Regions from separate parts of the Homo sapiens genome. Here region 1 is linked to region 2. Evidence: chromatin loops called from intact Hi-C (ENCODE). Cell type or tissue: PC-9. All regions are shown on one strand. Each heading gives the region's core, and the rest is flanking DNA. Links, peaks and the distances in the headings are about the cores only. Region 1 has its middle 19 kb from the start of ACSL3. Region 2 overlaps LOC105373903 (a long non-coding RNA gene).

Evidence for each region. A loop is a pair of places that touch in the nucleus more often than their neighbours do. Peaks named below come from ENCODE experiments on the same cell type or tissue, not always from the same donor. Only the 100,000 strongest peaks of a DNase experiment are listed, where the experiment ranks them.
Region 1: a loop joins it to region 2, with 3 times the contacts of the local background. A loop is called at or near these places in 7 of 110 quality-filtered maps.

Annotation. Positions count from the first base shown.
Region 1 is chr2:222,833,892-222,849,252 of GRCh38, reverse strand. No RefSeq gene overlaps it. Among named protein-coding and RNA genes, the nearest start is that of ACSL3, 19 kb to the left of the region's middle. In PC-9, for the core only: no CTCF peak of the experiment used is centred there; DNase peaks (open chromatin) are centred at 4,702, 6,532 and 11,362; H3K4me3 peaks cover 2,485 bases; H3K27ac peaks cover 5,453 bases.
Region 2 is chr2:222,779,570-222,794,930 of GRCh38, reverse strand. It overlaps LOC105373903 (a long non-coding RNA gene), which reads right to left. Exons shown (of 4, transcript XR_001739904.2): 4 at 14,823-15,361. Among named protein-coding and RNA genes, the nearest start is that of ACSL3, 74 kb to the left of the region's middle. RefSeq lists an enhancer at 1-368. In PC-9, for the core only: a CTCF peak has its summit at 7,258; DNase peaks (open chromatin) are centred at 6,570 and 6,980; H3K4me3 peaks cover 836 bases; H3K27ac peaks cover 2,793 bases.

The sequences.
Region 1 (15,361 bases), core at 3,424-11,423, 54 kb before region 2:
GCGTGAGCCACCGCGCCCGGCAAACAATATTATTTTAAAAGACAATTACAGAATCAAAGTGCTCTTCAGACATTTAAACAGATGACTCGGGAAAAAGAAATAGAGACAATTTTGGGTGGGGAGGTCAGTGAAGGCAAATCAGAGAGGTGACATTTAAGCTCCAATGAGGAAGTGGCTGATATTTATAGTGCGAACAAGATTCCTCCAGCTTTCGAGAGCCTCTGCCAGAGATTAGGAACATATTGTTGTATCCTGTGGACCGGGCCTGACATTTTTAGGAATCCTGCCCTATTTGCAGAATCCATAAATGTAACAAGGAATACAGTCTCATCATCTACAGGTCCATTAGGCATTGAACTCAAATATCAAGCGGTCTGTGAGGCTCCCATGCAAAATTACTCCTCCCATTCTCTCTGTTTTGTTTATGCTATTGGTTAGGTATTGTGTTCTCAGTTATTAGCTATGTTATCAGTTATCTATTGGTTAGGTATCATGTTCTCAGTTATTAGCTATGTTATCAGTTATCTGTTGTTTAGGTAACATGTTATCAGTTAGGTCTCCTTAGGTTACAAGGAACAGAAAATGTAAATTAGACTTGCTTGAGCAAATGGAATTTATTGGCTTACAAAATTAAACAGCCCTGGAGTATATCTGCCTTCAGGGAACACTCGAGACTGGGCTCAAAAATATCAGAAAGACAGACCGGGCACGGTGGCTCATGCCTGTAATCCCAGCACTTTGGGAGGCTGAGGTGGGTGGATCACTTGAGGTCAGGAGTTCGAGACCAGCCATGGCTAACATGGTGAAACCCCGTTTCTAATAAGAATACAAAAAATTAGCCGGGCGTGGTGGCGCATTCCTGTAATCCCAGCTGTCAGGCCTCTGAGCCCAAGCCAAGCCATCGCATCCCCTGTGACTTGCACATATACATCCAGATGGCCTGAAGTAACTGAAGATCCACAAAAGAAGTAAAAATAGCCTTACCTGATGACATTCCACAATTGTGATTTGTTCCTGCCCCACCCTAACTGATCAATGTACTCTGTAAACTCCCCCACCCTTAAGAAGGTACTTTGTAATCTCCTTCACCCTTAAGAAGGTTCTTTGTAATTCTCCCCACCCTTGAGCATGTACTTTGTGAGATCCAGCCCTGCCCGCAAAACATTGCTCTTAACTTCACCGCCTATCCCAAAACCTGTAAGAACTGATGATAATCCACCAGCCTTTGCTGACTCTCTTTTCGGACTCAGCCCGCCTGCACCCAGGTGAAATAAACAGCCATGTTGCTCACACAAAGCCTGTTGGGTGGTCTTTTCACACGGACGCGCATGAAACCAGCTACTCGGGAGGCTGAGGCAGGAGAATCACTTGAACCCAGGAGGCAGAGGTTGCAGTGAGCCAAGATTGTGCCATTGTATTCCAGCTTGGGCAACAAGGGCAAAACTCTGTCTCAAAAAAAAAAAAAGAATCAGAAAGAACAGCTTTGTCTGTCTGTTCCACAGATCGGTTTCCTTGGTGTTGGTGTTTGCTCCAGCCTGAGGTCCCCATGTCAGAAAGATGGCTAGAAGCCCCTTCAGACTCCTATCTCACTGGAAATTCAGAGTCTCTTCCCAGAAATCTTATTTCTTTTGAGAGATTATGTGTCCCTCCTCACTCAATCTTTTTTTTTTTTTTTTTTTCTCTTTGAGATGGAGTCTCACTTTGTCACCAGGCTGGAGTGCAGTGGCACAATCTCAGCTCACTGCAACCTCCCCTTCCCAGGTTCAAGCGATTCCCCTACCTCAGCCTCCCAAGTAGCTGGGACTATAGACACGCACCACCATGGCCAGCTATTTTTTTTATTTTATTTTACTAGAGACAGGATTTCACCATGTTGGCCAAGATGGTCTCGATCTCCTGACCTCGTGATCCACCTGCCTTGGCCTCCCAAAGTGCTGGGATTACAGGCATAAGCCACCACGCCCGGCCGTCACTCAATCTTTCTGTCTGTCTCAGCCTAACTCACTTGCTCCACCACTGGATTCTAGGGAGGGTGGAGTTCAGCCATGCACACCCCAAAACAGAGAGGGAATGTAGCTGGGGAGGCAGGTGTGAATTCGCCACAGGAAAAATACAGTTATCAGTAGAAAGGTGAAGTGGAACAAAATATCAGATGGCACCACCCTGAGCTTAGTACTTCTTGTGCTGTATTACTGTCCGTTGTGTTTATTTCCTTCTGTAACACAATGATAAGCTGTTTGAGAACAAGGAGCACATCACTTTCATTTCTTTATCCCTAAGATCCATCCAATGTGGTGATTGGTACAATGTCTCTCCCAATACACAGTTGTTGAATTCAACTATGAAAACTGTGCATACACGCACATGTTCAGAGGGGTACATACACCAATGTTGGCTAAACATTTAAATATCTCACAAGACATCAAACTGTTTCTTAAAAGTTTAACTGAAAAACTATCCTCATGCTACATATACTTCAGTGATTTCTTCTGCGATATTTTCAGTTTGTTATTCTTTCTACAATGAGTTTATTCCTATATGTTTTTTCTTATTAATATTTCAGAGGGATAGTTTTCTGTTTGTTTGTTTGTTTGTTTTGATACAGGGTCTCACTCTATCACCCAAGCTAGAGTACAGTGGTACCATCTCGGCTCACTGCAACCTCTGCCTCCCAGGTTCAAGCAATTCTCCCTGTGCCTCAGCCTCCCAAGTAGCTGGGATTACAGGCATGCACCACCATGGGCAGCTAATTTTTGCATTTTTAGTAGAGATGGGGTTTTGCCATGTTGGCCAGGCTCGTCTCAAACTCCTGGCTTCAAGTGATCCACGTGCCTCAACCTCCCAAAGTGGTGGGATTACAGGGGTGAGCCACCATGCCTAGCCCTTAATCACATATTTCAATCCACGTTTAATCTTCATAAATCTTCTAGTTCCTTGGTAGTCAAAGTGTGCTGCATGGAACAGCAGAATTAGCATCAGCATCATCTGGAAGCATATTAAAACTGCAGAATCTCAGGCCCCACCCAGGCCTATGTGACCCAGATCTGCATTTTCACAAGATTTTCGGGTTGATTTAGAGACACAAGAAAGTTTGAGAATCGCTAGCCAACTGCTGTAGACCTGCACCATTCACTGGAGACGGAATAGGAGATAAGTATGTAATTTAAAATGTTCTGACAGCACATTAACAAGTAAAAAGGGTTGGGCATGATGCTGCAATCTGAGCACTTTGGGAGGCCAAAGTAGGTGGATTGCTTGAGCCCAGGAGTTCAAGACCAGCCTCGGCAACATAGGGAGACCCCCGCCTCTAAAAAAAAAAAAAAAGAAAAAGACAGAAAAGAAAACAAGTGATATTAATTTTAGTAATATATTTTGTGCAACTCAAGATGTCCAAAATATTATCATTTCAACTTGTAATCAATATAAAAACTTATTAGTGAGGTTTTGGGGGATAGTCCTTTAAATCTCATGTTTATTTTATATTTACAACACATCTCAATTTGGACTAGCCACCTTTCAAGTGCTCAATCACCACATATGGCTAGGGGCTACTGTATTGATCAGGTCAGTTCTGGACTATAAGATGCATGAAAACAAGAAAGTATGTCTGTTTCACTCACCACTGTATCCCAGCACCTAGCACCGTGCCTGATGTGTAACAGGCACCCAGTGTGTGTTTGTTGAATTAGTATATTTGAGGGGAAGGATGTTTAAAATATTTGTCAGCAAAGGTGCTGACAAAGCAGATAAGTCATTTTAATTTTTCTCTTTTTGCTTTTTCAGATCTTGCCTATCGAAAAGCTTTATTAGCCAGGTGTGGTGGCTCACACCTGTAATCCTAGCACTTTGGGAGGCCGAGGCAGGCAGATCACTTGAGGTCAGGAGTTTGAGACCAGCCTGGCCAATATGGTGAAACCCTGTCTCTACTAAAAATATGAAAATTAGCCGGGTTTGGTGGTGTGTGCCTGCAATCCCAGTTACTTGGGAGGCTGAAGCAGGAGAATCACTTGAACCCGGGAGGCAGAGGTTGCAGTGAGCTGAGATGGCACCACTGCACTCCAGCCTGGGCAACAGAGCGAGACTCCGTCTCAAAAGAAAAGAAAAGCTTTTTGTCATTTATATTTTTCTTACCATTATAAGGACAGTTTCCAGTCTAGAAATTTTTAATGAAGCAAGACCATGCCATCACAACCAATGTTTTAAAAATAAACTCCTTGTAAAGGTTATTAGTATGCATCTTGCTAGTAATTTATTCTTGTTTTTATTGCATCTCTAATGATCTTGGGGAACATTTCTAGAACCCACACACAAATATAAAAACATTTTATATGTTGTATATTTTATCTGTTTTATATATTTTCTATGTAATCTTTAAACCACAACAATCTTGTATTCATTATGTCATCATACTTTGCTTAAGAGCATATTTCTCAAACTTGCATAAATTGTGGAAGTATCAAAGGATTAACTAAAAGTCAAACGAGAGTACCTATTTACCTCACCTAGGTACAAAACAGCTTTACTTAAAATTTGGGAAACCCTGTGACTTTACTGCTTTGTTACTTAAGATGTGTTCATGGACCAGGAGCAGCAGTAGCCATACTTAGGAGTTGCTAGAAAAGCAGAGTCTCAAGCCCAGATCTACGGAGCTATGCCCAGATCTACTGAATCAGAATCTGCATTTTCACAAGAGTTTAGCCAAATGACTCATGCGCACGTTAAGGTTTGAGAAGCACTGACTCAACATTATTGTCAGTTCCTTTTACCACCAAATGTGGATATATTTGCCGCTTACTTTAGAGCCAGGCACAGAGAGAAGAAAACGACAGGCCCAGAGAACAGATACAGGAGCTCTGATTTCTAGTGCCTTGGCATGCCGAACAGGGACCTTGTGGAGCTTTCTGCACATAGATGGAGAAAAGGCTGGGGGAAGAGCCGTGGGAAGACAGACTTGATGTTTATACTAGTTGTTTACTACTCATCCAAAAAGCAGGAGCTCCTGCCAGCCCCTGAGCATCTGGGCTAAGCAAAAAAAAAAACAAAAAAAAAACAAAAAAAAAAACCAAACAACAACAACAACAACTATATATATATATATATATATATATATATATATGGCTGTTTTGCTGTTTTAAAGAACCAAGTTTAGAGGCCACAGTGGGTAGATCACTTGAGGTCAGGAGTTCGAGACCAGCCTGGCCAACATGGTGAAACCCCGTCTCTACTAAAAATACAAAAATTAGCCGGGCATGGTGGTGCATGCCTATAATCCCAGCTACTAGGGAGGCTGAGGCAGGAGAACGGTTTGAGCCAGGAAGGCAGAGGTTACAGTGAGCCGAGATCACACCACTGCACTCCAGCCTGGGCGACAGAGTGAGACTCTGTCTCACAAAAAAAAAAAAAAAAAAAAAAAACAAAAGAACCAGGTTTATTCCAAAGTGTCACCTAACCTTAAAGACAACCTTCCCTACTCCCATCCTCTCATGGAACTAAACTGAGTGATGACAATGCGTATGCAACAAAGTCACATGCTTCCCAGCCTCATTTTATATCAGTAGGATTAATTCAAGAAAATCAAAGTAATTCATCACACATTCATTTTAACTACAAAATTGCAAATTCTCATCTATCCACTTCTGAATCAGCTACTTTTAGCAAGTACAGAAAGAAAACCACCAAATTAACAATTAGTAAGAATTTTTTGGTTTTGGTGAGATACCTCATCATAGCCCTCCCTATTACCACTATTAAAGCAACTCTAAAAAATAATAATTTCCCTCAATACGTTAGGACACATTTATCAGGAGTAATGATGTGACAAACACACTCTCCTAGGGAATAAAGAACGTGATACATAAAATTTCAAAACTCTAATCTATATAATCACAACAAATTCTAGCTATTCGATCATTTATAAAAGATTATCTCCAGCATGGACCTCTGGTTGTATTGTCTGCCCTGCAACCCCCTCCTACTTTTTATATTAAAAGCTATCTCTTACCTTTGGAAAATAGCCCCTCCCAATTCTGTATGTTTCTGTTGGAACTGCAGGACATCAAACCTCATCCACATTAGCCACAGAAGTGGGTACAGAAACCAACCCACCAATCAAAACATCCCCTCTCCCCTTACCACAGGTATTGGTTCAAAGGGTGGTCAGATGGTCTAGGGAAGACCAATTAGAGTTCATCCCTGGCATTTTACATCTGTATCCTGAGAGACTGATTTGGAATATCCAAGCTTCAAGTTTGCTGAATTCATATCTACTCTCTCTCAGAAGCCATCTGGCCAATAAGCAGAGAGTGGAGCCCAGCAAAGAGATGGGTATGTGGATCCCCAAATCTAGTACTTCTTGAGGTCAACACCTACCCGTATTCTTTCCCGTAACATGATTCAGTATACTCTGTGGAAAGGTATGTGTGTGCTTGCATTTACTTAAGCTAGTTTGAGGTCATTCATAACTCAAACTTCCTGATATATACAAACAGGAAAATGAAAGAATGTTAAAAGGAAATTCATTGACTCTTAGAAAGGTAGCTCGTTACTATTGTGAAATTGGGGTTAATGTCTTTACTGAACAAACATTTAGCAAGACATTATGCTAGTTCCTGTATGTGTTTTGCAGATATTCTATCATCCTGTCTCTGTAAAGCAGGAATCATATTTCTAGAGCTTCCTTTTCTTCCTGCACTAGGTCATGCAAGCTCAGGTTTCTGAGTGAATACAGCAAAAGAGAAACATAAAGCAGTGTTTTCTTTCAGACAGATAATCTGACTGAATTTCTCTCTTCTTTTCTGCCTTGGCTGACTTGATGGGTAGTATAAAATTTCCACAGACTATTCTCAAAATCAAAATGCTAAGATGGGAAAATAGTACTCCTTTATTGTCTTTCTGTTTTATCTCCTGGAATTAGTAGAAGTACTCATTTATTGAATCAGTGTTATATGTATAATTTTTTTTTAATCTGACAACTACCCCAGCAGGCATTTCCCTGTTTTATAGAAGAAAACACTGAGACCTGTGAGGCACCTTCTTGAGATCATGAAACTAGTGAGTGGTATAACCTGGATGTACACCCAGGCCTGTCTAACTTTCTATAGCCCATCACTTTCTCCCTGGCACTACATTACTTTCCAGAAAAAAGGGCAGTATGGTCAGTCATCCTGGTGATATATATATATATATATATATATATATATATATATATTATTTTTTTTTTCCTAAGGCAAAGTCTTGTGCCCAGCCATCTGGTGGTATATTTTATATCACACCAAAGCCCATATACTCCAGTCTCTTGGAAGTGTATTCAACATTCTGTGAACCTCAGCGTAAAACAGTTGGCATGTTAGATAAGTAATCATGAGACTGAGCCTAAATTAGGGCCAGGTACGGTGGCTTATGCCTGTAATCCCAGCACTTCGGGAGGCTGAGGCAGGCGGATCACTTGAGTTCAGGAGCTCGAGACCAGCCTGGCCAACATGGTGAAACCTTGTCTCTACAAAAATACAAAAATTAGCCAGGCGTGGTGGCGCATGCCTGTAATCCCAGCTACTCGGAAGGCTGAGGCAGGAGGATTGCTTGAACCTGGGAGGTGGAGGTTGTGGTGAGCCGAGATGGTGCCATTTACTCCAGCCTGGGTGACAGAGTGAAATTCCGTCTCAAAAAAACAAAAAAAAAAAAAAAAAAGAAAAGAAAAAGAAAAAAAAAAAAGGAGGAAGAGGAAGAAGTTAAGAAGGAAGTGGAGCACAAGGAAGAGGAAATTTCTACCAGATTAAAAAGAAGAGAACTCAAAACAAGAACAATTCTTCAAAGATTCAGTTTACAAAATTACCACATAGGAAGGAAAAAGGTATTTACCTTGATTTATCTGAAAAAAAGGAACAATAAGCATTGTGGTAAAAAAAGAAAGAAAGAAAGAAAAAAAACCCTGAATTTTAATAGCAAGTAAGAATACAAACCATTAGAGCTCCATTACTGCCACTAACACAGCCATCCTCCCAGGCTCAGGATTTGACAAGCAGGTCTGGAAAAATTGGAAAGTCAGTGAATTTTGCTTTTGACACGGCCCCACTGAGTGCCTCCACCCATATGAATGTTCAACACACCACCCGACCCAGCCCAGCCTTCCCTATTTAGGCTTGGGTACAACCATTCCTAAACCCTTCCCGCCCTTCAAAACTTGCCCATCCTGTACGTCATTACCAAATGGCATATTCGCTGTTTTTCACAGCTTAATCTTTTAATCTTATGACATGGACTTGAAAAAGTTTCTAAAATATATTGCTGCATTACATATATAAAATAAAAGTACATATTAGGTTGGTGCAAACTGCAATTACTTTTACACCAACATAATAGAAAAAGGACTAGAAAAGTATGCCATATAACAAATACCTAATGCATACGAGGCTTAAAACCTAGTTGAGGAGTTGATAGGTGCAACAAACCACCGTGGCACATGTATACTTATGTAACAAAACTGCACATTCTGCACATGTATCCCAGAACTTAAAGTAAAATATAAAAGAGAAAGAAAGAGAGAGAGAGAGAGAGAAAGAAAGAAAGAGAAAGAGAGAAAGAAAGAGAGAAAGAAAGAGAGGAAGAGAGGAAGGAAAGAAGGAAAGAAAGGAAAGCAAGGAAGGAAAGAAGGAAAGAAAGGAAGAAAGGAAGAGAAAGAAAGAAAGATTACCTTTTGTTCCATGTATTTCTGTCTTTTGTAATCTTTTAAATTAAGCACATGTTCATATATTACCTATATATTATTTTGAATGAGTGAAAGAAAATATGAGAAAAATTATATTTAGCTTATCCTCCCCTTCCCAAGAAAGTTTTAAATAGCAGCCTTTTAGAGAGGATTTCTGAATACATAGAAGGGATTTAAAAGAGAGTTCGGTTTCAGGTATCTCTGGGGTTGGATGATGGAGTAAGACAGGAAGTGTTTTTTGTGGCTGGGACATTTTAATTCAACTTTACTCTTGCTGTATATGTGGGCAGAACCTACATAATCACACTCACTGTCACCTGCACAGCCACCGTGTGACACAAACCTCTACATGCCTATATGCTCCTTCACTGAGTTACAGGGTTTTAAAGGATACTAGCTGGATGCAGAGTGACCTCTGGAAGGGAATGGTCAAGTAAAAGTCAGGGGACTTTCTCCTTTATCTATAATGTTTCAAACAAGAATGTATTCATGTTTTGCTTAGTAATTAAATATGTAAAACAAAATAAATTTGGAAACCCCTTTTTTTTTTTTAATATGTGAATGGAATGGGGAGTAGGTATGCTCCATGTAAGTGGACCACAGTTGAAGTAGTTTGAGACTACCACTCCCTTACTGTACTACATGCCCAGAGAGTCACTGGGTGAGATGATTTGGATGGAAGGAAGCACATCCATGTCACATGATCACAGAACATCTGTATTCACATTTTTTCTATAGATGTGTTGGCTATTCTGATTTCTATATTAATAAACACTCTTTAGGTTGCAAGCAACAGAGATCCAAATTGAATTTCCGTATTCAAAAAGGGGAATTTGTCCGGGAGCGGTGGCTCATCCCTGTAATCCCAACACGTTAGGAGGCCAAGGTGGGTGGATCACCTGAGGTCAGGAGTTCGAGAGCAGCCTGGCCAACATGGCAAACCCTGTCTCTACTAAAAATACAAAAAATTAGCTGTGCGTGATGGTGGGCACCTGTAATCCCAGCTACTTGGGAGGCTGAGCGAGGAGAATTGCTTGAACCTGGGAGACAGAGGTTGCAGTGAGCTGAGAGCGCACCATTGCACTCCAGCCTGAGTGACAGAGCAAGACTCTGCTTCAAAAAAAAAAAGGGGGGGTGGAGGGGTTTATTTTATCATGTAACTAGAAAATCAAAACAAACAGGCTTGGTGTTATGCAAAGTTGGATTAGATACTCAAAACATTACCAGCAGCAATGTATTTTCCTGCCTCTCAGGACCTCTTTCTTTTACATAGGCCTCATTCTCAACTCTTCTTCCAGATGTAGGCAAAAATGGTAACTAGTCACCGCAGGCTTATAATTCCACCTTATATTTCCACCAAAAACCCCACTGGAAAAAGAAACTCTTTCTAGATAGCTCCAGAGAATGTCTTGGTGTTTAGTATCATTGGTCTGGCTTGTGTTATGTGCCTATCACTGAACCAACTGCTGAGGCAAAGGGAATGGAATGTTATGATTTGACAGACCTAGGACCTGTACTTATCAATGGAGTGAAAGCCTGGAATCAGCCCCACCTGAACCACAGGGATTGGGTTGGTATCTCTAAGACATACTAAGCTACCATTACTAAAAGAAAGGCGAAGTATCACTGGGAGGCAAAAGCAAGGGATGTCCACCAGCTTCCGGGATGAGTGGTCGCACTGAATAATCCAGGCTCATTGTCATTAATGCCCTTTTGATGTCTCCAATGTCTGTCTAACAAGCTCTGACTTTCAGTCTCAATCTATTTGTCTTTTCTCTTCAACCCTGGCATCTTAAGGAGCCCTTAGGACATTACTGTTGTTGCTGGGAGGGGTTGTCTATCAACTCCTTGTGATTTGGACTGAGATGGAATTATTTTATTTTATTTTGTTTTGTTTTATTTTGAGATGGAGTTTCGCTCTTGTTGCCCAGGTTGGAGTGCAATGGCACGATCTTGGCTCACCACAACCTCCGCCTCCCGGGTTCAAGCAATTCTCCTGCCTCAGCCTCTCAAGTAGCTGGGATTACAGGCATGCGCCACCAAGCCTGGCTAATTTTTTGTATTTTTAGTAGAGAGGGGGTTTCTCCATATTGGCCAGGCTGGTCTCGAACTCCCGACCTCAGGTGATCCACACACCTCAGCCTCCCAAAGTGCTAGGATTACAGGCATGAGCCACCGCGCCCGGCCGAGATGGAATAATTTTCTAAGCAGGAAGCATTGATTCAACATGTCATTCATTCTCTCCTATGTATCAGACATGTGCTTGATGCAGTTCTCATCTATAATAATTAGCCTAATGAAGGCACCATACAAGAAAATCCATGTGATAAGGAGTAGAGTTCTGCACAGGCTAATAATTGGGAGAGTTACAAAGAACAAGCTTCCAGATCAGCTCAGTTGTCAGAACATACCTCTAAGAAATGATGTTTGAGCTAAGTCCCTGAGGATGCATAAAAGTTGGGCAGAGAGGTAGAGGACAAGGGAGTGGGTAGACATTCCAAGTAGAGAGAACAATTTGTGTAGAAGCACATAGGCAAGATGGGCAATGGCATATTTTTAGAATTACGAGTCGGCCAGGATGACTACAGCTCAAGTTGTGTGTAGGAAAGTGGCCCGAGAACATGTGATGAAGAACATGAATAAACTTGTCAGCCATGTCAAGCCTGGATGTTTGAAATTTATCTTGTGAAATTTACCTTGAGCATTAGTCACTTTTAGGTAGAAGAAAAGTATGACCAAATGTAATCTCGTTTGTTTGTTTAAGCATTCCTTAGAGAAAAAAAATTGCAGAAGACTAAGACTGGAGATAGGGAGAGAAACACAGTCTCCTGTAGTGGTCTGGGTAAGTTTTGATAAAAAGGAATTAACTAAAGCACAGTGAGGGTGGAGAAGAGGGACTGAATTAGCAACGTACAGGAGATACTATTGACAGGACAGGAAAAGGAAGTAGAGTGCAGGAAAAGAAAAGAGAAGAGAAAAGCGGGGATTCTGGGAGCGGTTCCCAGGTTTCTGGCTTGGGTGACTGGCTGGTTGGTGTTTTTATTCAAACAGAAACTCAGGTTTTGGAAAAAGATGATGACTACGGTTGGGTGCATCCGGTTGGAAATTTGTGATGGATAGATGAATCTAAATTCAGTGGAGCCGCCAGGCTAGAGATGTAGATGTCCTCAAGCCAATGTAGCTGAAGCCATGTTTGCGGATGGGATCAGTCAAGGGAGAACGTACAATATGAAGAGAAGTTGGAAGGACAGAACCCTGGGCATCACCAACATTTAAAAATCCAGTGAATAAAGAGAAGTCAGAAAGGAGACAAAAACGAAGGAACCGGACATGGAAGAGTGCAAAGAGGATGTCCACCTCACCAGGCAGGACAGATTCTCTTCTTCTTTCTTTATTTTATTTTATATTTATTTGTTTATTTATTTTGAGATGGAATCTCACTCTGTTGCCCAGGCTGGAGTGCAATGGCACATTCTCGGCTCACTGCAGCCTCCATCTCCTGGATTCAAGTGATTCTCCTGCCTCAGCCTCCCAAGTAGCAGGGATTACAGGTGCATGCCACCACGCCCAGCTAATTTTTGTATTTTTAGCAGAGACAGTTTCACAGTGTTGGCCAGGCTGGTCTCGAATTCCTGACCTCAAATGATCCACCCACCTAGGCCACCCAAAGTGCTGGGATTACAGGCATGAGCCATTGCATCCAGCCTTCTTGAAAAAAAAATTATAATTATTATTTTTCTAGAAGAGAGTCTTACTCTGTTGCCCAGGCTAAGTACAAAGGCACAATTATAGCTTACTGCAGCCTCAATCTCCAGGACTCAAGCAATCCTCCTGACTCAGCCTCATGAGCCACTGTGCCTGGCTAATTTTTTTTTAAAACAGTGTCGTGCTCTGTTGCTCAAGCTGGAGCACAATGGCTCTATCATGGCTCACTGAAGCCCCGACATTTTGGGCTCATGATCCTCCTACCTTAGACTTAGTAGCTGGGACCACAGGCATGCGCCACCATGCCCACGTTTTATTTTTTTTATTGTTATTTTTTTTTATGTTACGTTGCCCACCTGGTCTTGAACTACTGAGCTCAAGCAGTCCTCCCACCATGACCTCCCAAAGTGCTAGGATTACAGGCATAAGCCACTGTACCTGGCTAATTTTTTATCTTTTATTTTTTGTAGAGGAAGGGTCTCACTGTTTCCCAGGCCAGTCTTGAACTCCTGAGCTCAAGCAATTCTTCTGCTTTGGCCTTCCAAAATGTGGGGATTATAGACATGAGCTACTGTACCTGGCCAGATTCACTTCTTTACAGTCACTTGCAATTCTCTTGAAAAACTGCCTCCAGTCAGGCAAGGTAACTCACACCTGTAACTCCAGCACTTTGGGAAGCTGAGGTGGGCAGATCGCTTGAGCCCAGTTCAGGGCCACTCTGGCCAACATGGTGAAATGCCGGCTCTACTAAAAATACAAAAATTAACTGGGTGTGGTGACATGTGTCTGTAATCCAAGCTACTCGGTAGGCTGAGGCAGAAGAATCACTTGAACCTGGGAGGCAGAGGTTGCAGTGAGGCAAGATCGTGCCACTGCACTCCCAGCCTGGGCAACAAAGTCAGACCCTTTTTTTTTCTGTCTCAAAAAAAAAAAAAAGAAAAGCTACCTCCTTTCTCTGCTCCAGCTTCTCTCTACTAAAGCTGCAGACAGGGAATGGCAATGAGAAAAGGCGTTGTAAAAGTATGCAGAGACTGCAGCCCCCAACGGAATAGCTAACCTTGATACCTTTGCATAACTTTATTATTTTCAGCTCTCCTATGTTGTCAGCAGGTGATTTTTGCTCGTGCTGGATCCTTGGCTGTCTTCCAGATAACTGAGGTCATAAAATACATGAGGCATTACAGTGGCACTTTCAAGGCAAACCTTATATTTATAAAGAATCACCTGGACTCCTTGAGAAAACTCTGTTCAATTTCCCCTCAGAATCAGGAAATTCTCCTTATGGAGCCCAGAGTATTCTTCCTCCCCACTAACCTGGATCTGCTGCTGTAAAGAAGGAATGGATACACACATATACGTCTGGGCTGTCTCGGAAGATCATAGACAGAGAAATCCATGTATTGACCACTTAGTGTTAGAGAAAGGTAGACTCAAGCACAATCCCAGCTCAGTGAGTAGCTACTTGGCCATGAGCCCTTCACTGAACCTTAGTTTTCTTAGTTGTCACGTGGAGACAATAATCCTTACCTCGTGACACGTGTGAAGATGAAATGAGATAATCATTGTGAGCAGTTTGGAAAGCCTCTGGTTTCACTTTGAAAAGAACAAAATGATTATGTAATCAGCCTTTTTTTAATTTTATTATGGTAAAATGTATATTTGTTATTTTTTTAAAGTATACAATCATTGGCGTTAATTACACGCAACGTTGTACAACTATTAATATTACAACTATCTGTTTTCAAAACTTTTCCATCACCACAAAAGAAACTCTGTACCCATTAAACACTTAACTCCCATTCACTTCTAACCCCAGCCCCTGGTAACTTCTAATATGCTTTCGGTCTCTTATTAATTTGCCTATTCTAAATATTTTATATACGTGAAAGCATGCGTATCTGTCCATTTGTATCTGGTTTATTTCATTTAGCATAATGCTTTCAAGGTTTATCCACGTTGTAGTGCATATCAAAACGTCATTCCTTTTCCTGTAGCTGAATAATATGCCTTTGCATGCATATACCACATTTTGGTTACCCATTGATTTGTTGATGGGCACTTGGATTATTTCCATCTTTTGGCTGTTGTGAATGATGCTGCAATGAACATTGGCACATGAGTATCCTCATTAGTCTCTGGTTTCATTTCATTTTTTTCTTTTTGAGACAGGGTCTCACTCTGTCACCCAGGCTGGAGTGCCATGGTGTGATCACAGCTGACTGAGCTCACTGTAGTCTCAACCCCCCAGGCTCAAGCAATCCTCCCACCTCATCCTACCAAGTAGCTGGGACTACAGGCACGCACCCCTACGCCCGGCTAATTTTTGTATTTTTGTAAGAAATGGGGTTTTGTCATGTTACCCAGGCTGGTCTTGAACTCCTGGGCTCAAGCGATCCTCCTGCCTCAGCCTCCCAAAGTGCTGGGATTACAGGTGTGAACCACTGCACCCCACCTGGTTTCATTTCTTTGGGGCACATACATAGGAGTAGAAATGCTAGGTAGGTCATATGGTAATTATATGTTAAACATTTTGAGGAACACCAACCTGTGTTCCACAGCACTGTACCACTTACCTTTCCACCAACAATGTACGAGGGTTCCAGTTTCTCCACATTCTCACCAATACTTGCTATTTTTCAATGTTTTTAGTATAGATATCCTAGTGAAGTGATATCTCGTGGTTTAATCAGCTTCTAGTTATCACTGACAAAGCAAGAAAAACATTCGAATACTCAAATCTAATCAACAGTCCAAAGACCATCTGTATTTGGTTTTGTAATGTTTAGGTATGATTTTAAAGTGCCTGCACCACATAAACCAAGCATGATTATCTGGTTTAAAAAAATACCTTTAAAATAATAAAGCCCTGTGTGCCTATCTGGGTCAAAAGGGGCTGGAAGCTGGTCTCTGGCTGGGTGACTCGTTGAGCCGGCCCAATGCTGCTAATTAATA
Region 2 (15,361 bases), core at 2,815-10,814:
GCTTGTCCAGTTCCCTTCTCCTCTCCAATCCTCTCCTTCTTTACCTGAAAAACGTGATCATTTGGGGGCTCATCTTTGGCCAGCATGCACTGGAACAACAGCCACCGTGCTTGTTTATAGCTGGTGTTCAATCTGACTAGTCAGTGCTCAAACATACCACTTGTTAAATGTTTCTAGTTTCAATCACTCTGGTGATAATAATGTCCACTTCGTGGAGTTCATTTGAGGACTCTAAGTAATATGCATAAAGCATGCTGCACATTGCCTGACACTTAGATAGTAGCCGTTATTATTTTATTAAAATAGTTATCAATGTTGCTAACTGTTGTGAACTAAATTGTGTCCTTCCCCCACCCCCTGTCAAATTCATATGTTGAAGCCCTAATCCCTGATTTGACTATACAGGTGCTCCTAATTTTTAGATGTGGTTACGCTCTAATAAAACCATTGTAAGTTGAAAATGTAAGTCAAAAGTGCATTTAATACACCTAATCTACTGTACGTCATAGCTTAGCCTAACCAATCTTAAACCTGCTCAGGATACTTTCATTATCCTACTGTTGGGTGAATCATCTAACACAAAGCCTATTTTATAATAGTGTCGAATATCTCATGCAATGTATTAAATACTGTCCTGAAGGTGAAAAACAGAATGGGTGTATGGGCACTCGAAGTATGGTCTCTATTGAATTTGGATCTTTCCCACCACATGAGGTTAAAAAATCATAAGTCAAACCATTGTAAGTTGGAGACCTTCTGTATCTGGAGATAGGGTCTTAAGGAGGTAATTAAGGTTAAATGAGGTCACAAGAGTCAGGCTCTGATCTGATAGAATTAGTGTCCTTATAAAAAGAGACCCCAGCTGGGCATGGTGGCTCATGCCTGTAATCTCAGCACTTTGGGAGGCCAAGGCTGGCGGATCACGAGGTCAGGAGATCAAGACCATCCTGACTAACATGGTGAAACCCCGTCTGTAATAAAAATACAAAAAATTAGCCAGGCGTGGTGGCGGGCGCCTGTAGTCCCAGCTACTCGGGAGGCTGAGGCAGGAAAATGGTGTGAACCTGGGAGGCGGAGCTTGCAGTGAGCCAAGATCGTGCCACTGCACTCCAGCCTGGGCAACAGAGTGAGACTCCGTCTCAAAAAAAAAACAAGAAGAGACCCCAGAGAGCTCTATCTCTATCCTCTCATGCACACAGGAAATGCCAGGTCCACGTGAGGACAGGATGAGAAGGCGGTGGTCTGCAAGCCAGGAGGAAAGGCCTCACCAGAAACCGGCCCTGCTGGCACGTTGATCTCGAACTTCTGGCCTCCAGACCTGTGAGAAAATAAATCTGTTGTTTAAGACATCCAGTCTATGGTATTTTCTCATAGCAGCCCAAGCTGACTAAAACACTGATTGATTTACATTTGTAGACAAAAGACCTTGTAGGTGCTGCTGGCAAAATAATAGACTTTTTTGTGCCCCACAATTTAGACTTGGAAATACTCTGAATAAGATTTTATTTTATTCTGCCTCACTTAAGCAGAGATGGAGTGTGTCTTCTGACCTATGGATAAAAGGCAGGACAATCACATAAAGAATTCTGCAGGGGTCAGAATATCTAGGAGGGAGCCTCGTGACCTTACATAATCCACATCATGACCTCACCTTTCTCCTTGGGAACAACAGGATGGTCTGTCACCAGGTGGCAAATCTTGTTTTGTTTCTGTGGAGCTCAAAATAACATGTCGGAATATACTTATGTACATTAGGTTGGTGCAAAAGTAATTGTGGTTTTTGCAATTACTTTTAATGGCAAAAACCGCAATTACTTTTGCACAACCCAATAACATATCTCTGGAAGTAAACACAAGAAACTGGTAATAAACTGTCTTCAGAGGGAGAATTGAGGATAAACATGGCATTTTTTTTTTACAATGTTTCTGCACTTTATGCTTTAAGGGAAATATTTCTTCATTTAAAAAAAAAACTGGTTTACAGTATTTCTTTTTATACCTCTTGAATTTTGATTGACCATGCTCAGACATAACATTTTAGTGAAGAAGGAGGAGGAGGAGGGTAGAGCATCTTTATTTTGGAAATAAAGAGAAAATGATGGCTTCCAGAAAGTGACATAGCAATTTTTATCACGGGTTTGCGTTTTGGGATTCTTAACCACTAACAGGGAATCTTGTTTTTGGAAGAGCAATAGATTTAAAAGGAAGAGAATAACAGTTACTTCTCTGCACCATGGATGACCTGCTGTCCTGCCCAGACCCCACAAAGCTCCACTGTCCTCCTAATCCTTCAAACATCCTCACGCCATCTTCATTGACTTGACGTGTTCTGTCGAAATACTCATTTCTTTTTTGCATTTGCATGTCTCTGGGGAGACTTGTGCTGAATCCACACATTCTCTGCTCTAAGACAGACAGATCTGGACTGGAAAGGCGAGGAGAGACTGTGACTAGCCGGAAGAATCTTCCGGTCAAAGCCAAGGTCCAGCTTTCCAGCTATTGATTGGTGTGCTGTGAGAGGCCAGTGGGTTAGTCTGCGGGGAAGGAGCAAGAGCTTAGAAACTCCTCTTTTCAGACTAACTTAGGATGGTGTTTGGCCTCGATCCTAATACTTGTCAGACAGGGCCTGTGATGAATTAAATGAATGCCCAAGGAAGCCGTGAACATTAGGAAATTGTGTTTAATCCGCTGCAACTGTTAAAGACTTGGCAAATGTTTCCACGGACACACAGTTGGGAGCACACAGCGTCCAGGCTCCGTGTCCCTGTCAGTGGCAGTGGTTTTGTTCTGTACACTTCAGCTTGAATGAGGCAACCAGCTAAGGCACCGAGTGTCCTACTTACAATGAGGAAGGAAGGGCTTGGGCCTGAAGAAAGACAGAGGACGGCCCCCACCAAGGGCTGGCTGTGTTTGTCTCATTTCCTTCAAATCCTGTCCCTGAGTAGAAGTATTCATGAGGAAATTCCTCATCTCTGTTTTTATATTTAACATATTAAAATAGAAGTATGGACGAGGAACAAAAAAGCAACATACTTTCAAATACCACTTGTAAGGAAATACTTCTGAAGTTAATTTCAGGGGCACTTTTTTTAGTGGGAAAACATGACCTTTCAATTTTACGAAATGGAAGATAGGATGAAACTAGAATTCTCTAAGACTGACTTTGAAATTAAAATATGGTGAACTTCATTAGTTTCGAATAAATTGTGCTAATTTAACTTCTTTAAGAAAACATCAGATTAGAAATGTTAAAGAAATATAGTTTGGGGTTTTTTGCTTTTGAATATATCTAGGGGTAGTAAGTAAACATTTTCTTTCTTCTTCACATGACTAGATAAATGAGAGTAGATTATTTCTAAGTAAAGTTTTTCTTTTAAAGTTCTAAAACATTTGTTTTCCAAATGATTTGAGCAAGGTCAAAAAATATAGCTTCCTTATATTCCTATTAAATGGTTTGATTTTCCTCAAGACCCCACCCTACTGGGGACACTTAGGTGGGGGAAGCTGGAGGTGGAGATGGAGTGTATTTATTCACTGGGGCTGCCACAGCGAAGTACCGCACACTGGGAGTCTTAAACAACAGATTTTTATTTTCTCATAGTTCTGGATGCTAGAAGCCCAAGGTCAATGTATCAACAGGTCTGGTTTCTCCTGAGGCCTCTCACCTTGACTTGCACGTGGCTGCCTTCTCGCTATGTCCCCACACGATCTCTCCTCTGCATCCACACATCCCTGCTATTTCTTTCTGTGGCTGAATTTCCTCTTCTCATAAGGACACCAGTCAGATTGGATAAAAGCCCACCCTAAAGATCTCATTTTCACTTAATCACGTCTTTAAAGGCCCTATCTCTAAATATAGTCACATTCTTTTTTTTTTTTTTTTTTTTTTTTTGGGATGGAGCCTTTCTCTGTGTCCTAGGCTGGAGTGCAATGGCACGATCTCGGCTCACTGCAGCCTCCGCCTCCTGAGTTCAAGTGATTCTCCTACCTCAGCCTCCCGAGTAGTTGCGATTACAGACTTGCACCACCACACCAGGCTAATTTCTGTATTTTTAGTAGAGACGGGGTTTCACCATGTTGACCAGGCTAGTCTCAAACTCCTGACCTCAGGTGATCCTTCCTCCTCGGCCTCCCAAAGTGCTGGGATTACAGGCAGGAGCCACCGCACCTGGCCTAAATATAGTCACCTTCTGAGGTAGCTTGGCATATGAATTTTTCAGAGGACACAGCTTGGGCCACAGCAGGGGAAACAGCTAAGACTCAGACCAGTTTATTCCAATTCTATTATTTAAACAGTTCCTGTAGACAAATGCTGGGTCCCTCAAGGTCTCTTCCTCTTCTCCTTCTGCCTGCTCCTCTCCAACATGGCCTCTGGGGTTACTGGGGTGTATGTGGTTTATACCAGGGGTCCCCAACCCCTGGGCCTTGGACAAGACTGGTCCATGGCCTGTTAGGAACTGGGCTGCACAGCAGAAGGTGAACGATGGGCAAGTGAGCATTACCTTCTGAGCTCTGCTCCTGTCAGATCGGTGCCAGCACTAGATTCTCATAGGAGGCCAACACTATTGTGAACTGTGCACATCAGGGATCTAGGTTGTGTGCTCCTTATGAGAGTCTAATGCCTGATGAACTGGAGCAAGTTTCATCCTGAAGCCATTCCCCTGCCACCGTCTGTGGAAAAATTGTTTTCCATGAAACCAGTCCCTGTTGCCTAAAAGCTGGGGGACCGCTGGTTTACAGGACCGTGGGTTGAATGATGACCCATGCTTGTCTGCTGGATCCACACTGATCTCCACAGAGGGACTGGTCTCCTTCCTGGTCTGCTTGAGAGCTGAGATGTTCCTGATCCCATGGCTTTGAGGAAGATCCGCTGGTTCCTCTAGCTGGCACCTGTGGTGCTGGTATCCCTGGTCTTGGGATCCCCATCTGCTGACCCAGGCCCCTGCTGGTCCACTGCACACTCAGAACGGCCACGACCTCCCTTCCAAGCATACGAGGAGGTCTCATTCCTGTGTGTGCCAGGTTTTGGGGAAAAGGACCACTGCTTCAGGCTTACCTAGCCCCTGGCTTCTCACGGCACCTGCCCACCATCATCTCATGCCGAGTTACACAGTCCCAACTTACAGACCTGCAGCTTCAGTTCTCCTGGGGGCCTGAGATGCTCTGGTTCCCCCAGATCTAGCTGAGTCCTTCTCTCTCTCTTTCTCCTGTCACTCATCACACACATACACACACACACACACACACACACACACACACACACGCATGCACACACAGTGGCCCTCAGGCAGAAGCAGGTAGAAATCTTTGTTTGAACTTCTCTGCTTTCCCTTTTGCTCTCTTCTTCTACTTGCCAGATGTGGGTTTCACTTTCCCTTCATCATATCCTCCTAGCCATAAAAAGTGGAAAACAATGACATATTGGTTTTTAAAAGTTTTAAAAGTGAAAGGACTTCTTTTTTATTTTTAAGAAAGAAACTCCATTGTCCAGGCTTAGTTCTTGATACATAACTTTAATAACTAAGTTAGTAATCCTTGCTCTCACTCCTACACCCTCTCTCGAGTCTGACAGTCAAGCCTATGGTGTTGTTGCATTTGATGCAGTTTTTTTAATTTGAGTCAAATCTGAGAAGTAACTGAGTTGCTCTACTGAATATTTGCCTTTTACCTAAAGTCCTGAAATGTCTTGTTTCAGTGGGTGAGAAGCCCACGGGAAATAAAGTTTCTAGGAGATGAATTCATACTTCACAAGAGTATCTTCCTTACATTCATTTGTGAAGTCCATGTGTATATCCCAACTGGAACAGGATTCTGAGCTCTGACTGGTGCTTTTGCAATTGCATCCCTGCTTTAAAATGCTCCAGTGATGCGGCCTTTGACGGGTTACTTAAACTTTTGAAGCCTAATCTTCATCTGTAACATAGGGAAAATAATACCATACCAATAAAATTATTGCGACGATTACATAAAATAATGCTTGCAAGTCCCAGATACCTTGTCAGCATTCTATAAATATGAATAATTATTATGGAAAACAGCTACTCCACTGAACATGGTGGCTCACGCCTGTAATCCCAACTCTTTGGGAGGCCAAGGCTGGAGGATCACTTGAGCCCGTTGAGCCCAGGGGTTCGAGATCTCACCATGTTGCCTGGGAAACATAAGGAGATCCTGTCTCTACACATTTTGTTTTTTTACGAATTAGCCAGGCATGTGGTTCTTGCCCGTGGTCCCAGCTACTTGGGAGGCTGAGGGTGATATGGGAGGATCTCTTGAGCCCAGGTGATCAAAGCTGCAGTGAGCTGTGATTGTGCCATTGCACTCCAGCCTGGGTAATAGAGTGAGACCCTGTCTCAAAAAAAAAAAAAAAAAAAAAACAAAGAAAAGAAAAGAAAAAAAAAATCCCAGCTACTCAAAGCTCTTGCTTCTTAGGAGAGTTTAGAAGATGCAGCTGCGATTGGTAGCGCCTTGAAACAACTGTTCTGGCTCTCTTCCAGCAGCTTCCTAGAGGCTCAGGAATTGGAATTCTTGGTCACCCAAGCAGAGTTCGCCTCTGTTTACTGAGGTCCCCATGTGAATAAATGGAACAAAGTAATCTAGTCAAGGAACATGAGGGAGTGCCACACTATGAAGCCTGAGGCTAAATAACTGGGATGTGATCCTGTGGGGAAAGAATGTGACGCTGGATGGTGGGAAGTCAGGGGGGTTTCACGTCAGACATCAGGCACCTGATTGAGGCCGAAGGTTAGTGACAGCATGGGTTAGAATCTCCTGCCCACGGCCGGGCGCAGTGGCCCACGCCTGTAATTCCAGCACTTTGGGAGGCCGAGGCGGGCGGATCACCAGGTCAGGAGGTTGAGACCATCCTGACTAACACAGTGAAACCCCGTCTCTACTAAAAATGCAAAAAATTAGCCGGGCGTGGTGGCGGGCGCCTGTAGTCCCAGCTACTTGGCAGGCTGAGGCAGGAGAATGGAATGGGCCCAGGAGGTGGAGCTTGCAGTGAGCCGAGATCATGCCACTGCACTCCAGCCTGGGCCACAGAGCGAGACTCTGTCTCAAAAAAAAAAAAAAAAAGAATCCTAGAATCTCCTGCCCACTTCTGAGTCCTCTTGGCTGAGCCTTGCTGCCGAGCGAGCATTAGGATGTCATACACATCACACAGGGTCAGTGTCCTTCCTTATGAGAAGGTAAAGGGGCTCCTGCCAGCTTCATAGCAGGTTTTCAGCCCCAGCCAGGCCTACTTGTCTGGATTCTAGACATTCTGGATTCATTTCAGAGGATGAGAGAAAGCTCAGCTGAATTTAGGGAATCTCGGGAGCAACAGGGCTAGTGACCCACGTCCATGAATATGATATGAGGAGCATCTTGAACCCCTAGGAGAATTGAAGCTGCAGGTTTGTAAGTTGGGGCAAACACAGCCCCAGCATTAACTTTATTGAGGATTAATTTATAGACATTGCAGTGGGGCTTGACAAATTGATACATCTCTTAATCACCACCACAGTCAAGATATAGAAACTTTCTATCATCCCAAAAAGTCCTGACTCTTGTTTGAGAGCCCATCTGTCTACCTGTGCTCCTTCAAAACCATAGCTTTAATTGCCATACCATATAACTCATCCATTTAAAGTGTGTAATTCTGTGGTTTTTAGTATGTTCACAGAGCTGTGCCACCATCATCACAATCAATTTTAGGACATCTTAATCATCCCCCAGAGAAACCCATTACCAGTCATTCTCCATTTCCAGACAACTCCCTTCTCCTTCTCTCCTCCCCAGCCCCTGGCAACCACTAACCTACTGTTTATCTCTAAAGATTTTGCCTATTCTGGGCATCTCATAAAAATGGAATCTTACAATCTGTGACATTTTGTGTCTGGCTTCTTTCACTTAGCATTATGTTTTAGAAGTTTGTTCATGTTGTAGTATGTATCAGAACTTCATTCCATTTTATGGCTGAATAAGATTCCATGGCATGGATATATCACCATTGTCTATCCATAAATCAGTTGATAAATATCTGAATTGCTTCCATCCTTGAGCTATTATGAATAATGCTGCTGTGAACATTTGTGTACAAGTTTCGTGTAGACATATGTGTTCATTTCTCTTGGGTATATACCTAGGAACGGAATTGCCGGGTCATATGGTAACTTCGTGTTCAACATTTTGAGGACCTACTAGATTATTTTCCGTAATGACTGCACCATTTTTGTTTTCCCAACAGCAGTGTATGAGGTTTCCAATTTCCCCACATTCTGGCTAACACGTCTTTATGATCATAGCCATCCTAGTGGATGTGAAGTGGTATCATATGGAAAGGAGGAATGTTGGAACCAATGACCGAAATTATGAAAATTGAGGTAAACAATGTCCCGGGACATTATTTCACTAACATAACGTTGCTAATAATGAGAAAGAAGGAACTAAGAGCAGCAAAAGAGCAAACAATCCTCTCCCTGAATAAAGGAGAAATATTTGAATGTGCCAAAAGAGCTACAGAAAACCAGAACATGTCATCCTCCTCAAACTAGGAGATATTTGCTTAATTAATTTCAGTCAATGCCCTGGATCACTTTGCTTCCTGTTAGTTTAGTCATAAAATGAAACAGGGTACAAAATGTCCTGAAGACTATGTTATACAAATTAAGTGCTTATCTAAGCAGTAAGAATCCATGGCTTTCAAACATTTTTTACCCTTACTCACAGTAAGAAATATATTTTACATCAAAATCTGGAACAGGCCGGGTGCGGTGGCTCACACCTGTAATCCCAGCACTTTGGGAGGCTGAGGCTGGCAGATCACTGGATGTCAGGAGTTTGAGATCTGCCTGGCCAACATGGTGAAACCCCGTCTCTACTAAAAATACAAAAATTAGCCGACATGGTGGTGCACACCTGTAATCCCAGCTACTTGGGAGGCTGAGGCATGAGAATCGCTTCAGCCCGGGAGGTGGATGTTGCAGTAAGCTGAGATCACACCACTGCACTCCAGTCTGGGCAATGGAGTGAGACTCCATTTAAAAAAAAAAATCTGGAAAACACACACATACACACATACACACACACACATGTACACACATACATACACACAGTAATAGAAGTTTTACATTAATTACCTCTACTACAGGGAATGCACTCTGATTTTTTCTTTCTAACCTATTTTATTTTACTATCTTTCTCATTTTTAAAAAATGCTGTTACAGACCCACTATGTTGATTTCATGACTCATTAATGGGTTGCAGTTCACAGTTTGAAAAATATTTATTAAATGGCCTGATGTGCAATGTCCTAATTTCTGAGGCCACACCTGCCTCTGCTGTTGCTGAGAAATCTCGGACCTTGGTCCAATGGAAGCTTTATTCAGCTCAAGCCTACAATAAAAGCTTCTGGAATGTGAACTGGACTTCCCAGCTATGTTTCCAGAGGTTTTCTCCCATCTCCTAGGGGGATGTGGTTTCTAACCCTCCTCTAAATTGCCTGGGAAACCATGGCTCTTGGCAAATCAGGATGGCGTCCTCAGGATAACTGACACCTCCACTCACCCATGTTCTGTTGGTGTTGTTGCCTTTGGACACTACCAAGGTACCAGGATGGGGTCCACCTCCACTTGTGGTCAGAGTTGGCTTGAGCTCTGTCTCCATTCTACTAGACTGGGCTCCCTTCTGGTTCTACAGCTGACCCTGGCATCCCTGCTTGACTACCTTACCATCTTGCAGAGGTGCTGTGGCAAACCTTTGCTCCTAGGCCACTGTCCACCTTGTCTCTGAGGTTATGTTGGTGTGCAGGACACCGACCCTCAATCTGAGGGCTCCAGACCTTCAGCCAACAAGGATTGTGCTAGGATAATTGCACAGAAAGGAGATGCCAGTGTCAGAGGAAGCTATTCAGTGGAGGCCTCCATCCAAAGTGCTGGGGTTGAGACTTCTCCTGACACTCTTCTCCATGTTCAAAAGCAGGGATATGACCACAGGTTTTCCCCTGGCTTGGGGACACACTCTGCTTCCCCAGGACACTCTCCCAAGTAGTTTCAGAGTATCATTATCTCTCTTACACTGTGTGTGTGTTAGAGGGAAGGGGAGATGTTGACCTAAATGTTGACCTAGATCTTGACCGATTGGAAATCCCCAAAATCCTCTTCATAGGCCCTGGGCTGAAGGACATAAGCTCTTTGAACAAATGGATCTAGGTCTGAAACAATGGTCATCAACTACAAAATTGTATTAGAATTGCTATGCAGAACTCATTCCAAAGTAAAATCATCTTTCCTTACAATGACATCAATATGGGATTGATTCCAGTATACTGTTGACTCTCAACGAAAAGCAAGAGGCTTTGATACTATACACATATAAGGGAGTGTTCAGTACTCTTAGTATACTACCATCTATACAGTAAGTACTTAGAAGGATACTTATGGGATAAATGTAGAACAGTTTAAGAACATTAACTTAGATTGTGGACTAAAAGAATCTCAAGGTTGGAAGGACTCTGGAGTGAATGTAATCTGCTGCCATTGCTCTTTGTATTCCACTTTTCCTGGATACGTTAGGAATGCATTTAGCTGCAAATAACAGAATATCTTTTTTTTTTTGTTTTTTTGAGACAGAGTCTTGTTCTATTGCCCAGGCTGGAATGTAGTGGTACAATCTTAGCTCACTGCAACCTCTGCCTCCCAGGTTCAAGTGATTCTTATGCCTCAGCCACCTGCGTAGCTGGGATTACAGGCATGCACCACCACACCTAGCTAATTTTTGTATTTTTAGTAGAGACAGATTTTCACCATGTTGTCCAGGCTGGTCTTGAACTCTTGGCCTCAAGTGATCTGTCCACCTCGGCCTCCCAAAGTGCTAGGATTACAGGTGTGAACCACCATGCCCGGCCCAAATAACAGAATATCTGACTGCAGTAGCTTAAACAAACAAAAATGTATTTTTCTAACACAGCAAGGTGTCTGTAGGTAAGCACTTGCTGGCTTTGGTTTAGCAGCTCAGTGATATCAGAGCTATTTCTCCTTGATTTTCTTGGTTTTTACTTGTGGTTTTAAGATGGCTTCTGTAACTCTTAGCATCCCATCTGCATTCCAGGCAGAATAAGGGAGAGGGTGGCCACCAGCTATACCTGTCCCTTCTTATCAGGAAATCAAAAGCTTATCCAAATGCCCCAGCGGGGAATTCCTCTAAGATCTAAGATCTAAGATCAAAGGTTAGAACTGGGTTGTCTGTTCACCCTCAAGTAAAATTAGATATAGTTGGAAAGAAGGAAAGTAGAGGATGGATATTGAGTAGACACTGTGAGTGATGGCCAGATTTCCTCAATCAGGGACCTTTCATACTTGCTTGAAAATCTTCATGGAAAGGAGACAGACTATCCCATTTTTGGCAGGTCCAGAAAGATGTTTTTATTTTGAATCCAAATCAGCCTTCCTCTAACTCACCCCTGTGGTTGCTGGTTCTGCCCTGTGGGAGCTACACCAATGGATTTGAATACTTCTTCCTAATGACAGCCATACAAGTATTTGAAGACAGCTGTCATATCTCCTCTAACTCTTTTCTCATCCACATGAAGCATCTCCAGTTGAGTCCTCATGGGACAGAACTTTAAGAGTTCTCATGTTTTAGATGCTCTCCTTTGAGTATGCTCCAGTTTATCCATGTTTCTACTAGACTTCATTGCCCCCGATGACACCACTGGTCAAGGGGTAGCTTGTGAAAAGCCAGAGATGTCAGATTATTATTTCCATTGTCTGGGTTATCTCTAAGGTAATTCAAGTTTGCATTACCTTCTATGTTCTTCCTGCTTGGGATGGAGCCAACTAAAGAACAAGAATCTTTTCCACCCTTTCATCTTCCTTTACTTATGTAATTGGACTGAAGACCTTAGAACAAAATTTATATTCACCATTAGTATATTTTACGGTGTTAGATTTGACTTGTATTTCTAATTCATTGAGTTATTTTCAGATTTCAATTATATTATCCAGGGCATGCTATTCCTCCCAGATGGACATTATCTGCAAATGTGACAAATTTATGCTCTTCATAATTCTAAGGAGGTCAGGATAGAGTCTTTCAACCTGTCCCCAGTGTCCACTTTAGTTAGGGGGCTTCAACATATAATAAATTCACATTGTGATTATTCAGCTCACACTTCAACTTTTGTCCTAAGAATGTTGTGAGATCCTCTTTCAACTGCTTTGCAAAAATTCGATCAAAAGAAGCCGTCTCCTAATCAAACTAGTAAAGTTTATGTAGAGGACGTTTTTTCCCCAGTGAGTCCACACTAGCTTCTAAGAGCACCAGTTCCCCTTCTGAGTTCTTCAAAATTAACCTTTACATATGCTAGTCCAGAACTTTTTATGATTATGTTGTCCTTCTAATACTGGATACTGAAAATCCAGAGCAAAATTCGGAGCTGAATCACAGCAATTGTTATGAAATTGCGCATTAAACCAGCGGTGTGCACAAAGGCAAAAATTATGTGTAATTAAAATAATTTTTGAAAATCCCTTAAATGACTCACAAAGTATAGTATGCATGGTACACCATGTACAATCTTGTACAGTAAGTCAAATCTTGAGAAACACTGAGTTCTCAAGATACTAAAGTATAAAAAGAAGTCCATCACAGAACATTTTAAACATTTTATCAAATCCATCTCTAGGACTACATGAGGGAGGGTGGAGAATTCCAAGGTATCCCTGCTTGTCAGTAAGGTATGTTTGTGTTGTTTTAATATGAATACTTTATTATTTATTTATTTATTTTGAGATAGAGTCTCATTCCGCCACCCAGGCTGGAGTGCAGTGGCACAATGTTGGCTCACTGCAGCCTCTACCTCCTGGGTTCAAGCAGTTCTCCTGCCTCAGCCTCCCGAGTAGCTGGGATTACAAGCGCACACTGCCAGCTAATTTTTGTACTTTTAGTAGGGAGGGGGGGTTTCACCACGTTGTCCAGGCTGGTCTCAAACTCCTGATCTCAAGTGATCCGCCCGCCTAGGCCTCCCAAAGTGCTGGGATTACAGGCACGAGGCACGGCACCTGGCCTAATATGAATACTTTATAATCTTAATACATATTAATAGATTTTTTTGCTGGTATGAGTACTGAACAGTTATTATCTATGAAAGTGCCTACTATAAGATCTGACATGTAGGAGGTCTCACTAGATTTGAACCTAAATCTTTCTTGATTAAATATTTATACACTTATTTATAACTATTCTTTGAAAAGTTAAAGAAAAGGTTTTGGACATTACCATCTTATTTTTTCAAAGCAGCCTGTTCTCTTTCTCACCTTGGGCATTGATTGATCTTGTGATTGTTTCTTAGTGTAAGTTAATGCTTATAATTAGTGCCTTTAATAATGAAATTGCAGATTTGAAAGATGGACTTTATTTTAAGAGGACTGTTAGTTCACATAACTAACTTCATTATTTATCAGTCCTATGATCTTAAGCAAGTTAACATTTTAGAAATTATTTCCCCATCTTCAGAAAAGGTTATTGATAACTACTTCAACAATTTAAGTCATATATGTGAAGCACCCAGCCCAGAGTAGATCCAGGTCCCAAAGTCATATTTCAGGAAAAGATAACTTATTTCAAAACGAGTTATAAAGAAAAATAAAGAATTATAAAGAGTTATAATGGGTATCCAGTAATAATATCACTGGTATGGTTTGGTTCTGTGTCCCCACCCAAATCTCATCTTGAATTGTAACTCCCATGTGTCAAGTGGGGGATCTGATGGGAGGTGATTGGATCATGGTGGCAGTTTCCCCCATGTTGTTTTCTTGATAATGAGGGAGTTCTCATGAGATCTGATGGTTTTATAGTGTTTGGCAGTGCCTCTGTTGCTCTCTCTCTTCTCTTTCTTGCCATCTTGTGAAGAGGTGCCTGCTTCTCCTTTGGCTTCCACCATGATTGTTAGTTTTCTGAGGCTCCCCCAGCCATAAGGAACTGTGAGTCAATCAAACTCCTTTTGTTCATAAATTACCCAGTCTCGGGAAGTATCTTTATAGCAGTGTAAGAATGGACTGATACAATTGCCTTGAACCACATTAAGTAGCAATTTAAGATGAATTACATATACGATAAAACACAATGAAATGTTTTATGTAATCAGTCTTTCCTTTAAAATGTTATGTAATCAGTCTTTCCTTTAAAATGTTGACTATGGATAAATTTGTTTTTTGGGGCTACCATAACAAAGTAACAAAAACAGAATGGCTTAAAAAAAGGAAATTGTTGTCTCATATTTCTGGAGGCTAGAAGTCTGAAATCAGGGTGTTGCCCAAGCCATGCTCTTTCTGATGGCTCCAGGGGAGAATCCTTCCTTGCCTCTTTTAGCTCCTGGTGTTTGCCCATAACCCTTGACATTGCTAGGCTTATAGAGGCATCACTCTAGTCCCATGGTTGTCTTCTGCCTGTGTGTCTTCACATCATCTTCCCTTTGTGTGTATCTGTCTCTGTATCCAAATTTCCCCTCTTTAAAAGGATACCAGTCATGCTGGATTAGGACCCAACTCCGACGACTTCATTTTAAGTTGACTTGACCCTACTTCCAAATAAGGTCACATTCTGAAGTAGTGGGGGTTATGACTTCAATAGGTCTTTTGGAGGTGATATAATTCAACTCATAATACCAGGGTTGTGCAATGTTTCAGGATAGTTAATGGACGTAGAAGCTAACCTCAGGGCGGTAGGGGTTGGGCAGAAGGGGAAGGTGGAAAGGAAGGATTTTCCACACCCACTTCTGTTAACACTGCATTTGTAGAGGCCAGATTCACATGAAGGGTGAAAAGTGGAAGCTTCTTTAAGGCCTTAAAATTTCACCATTTTTAACTAAGAGTAAAGAAAGTTTCAAATATCTATTGCTTTTCACTATGAATCTTAGAGTTCAGAATAACAAGATAAAGACTTTACTTCCTCCTAGCCAAAGTCATAGCGGAACTTAACACGGACTTATAGCAAATATATTTAATGTGTTCAATACAAATTAGCAATGGAATCGGATAATAAAATATAATAGTTTGACATATAATGAGAAGCTACATCTATAGTCAATAAATATTAGTTAGTTCCTCCCTTCTGTTGACTGTCAACTCCCCCAAAACTAATTTTGTTAGACTCACTGTAGCGAAGGAAAACACACCTTGACAGATAGTGTCTCAGAAGGAGGATTTCAAGAAAAGCTATTTATAGAACTTGGGGTCAGGCTCAAGTGGCATTAGGCTGATTTTTCACTACAGGGAACTGATTGATGCCAGGCATAGTTGTTGACATAACAGTGTAGTATTGATGGACCCAGTGAGGGAAGGCTTTTGATGTGATACACAAGCTTTTTTCTCAGGTGAGC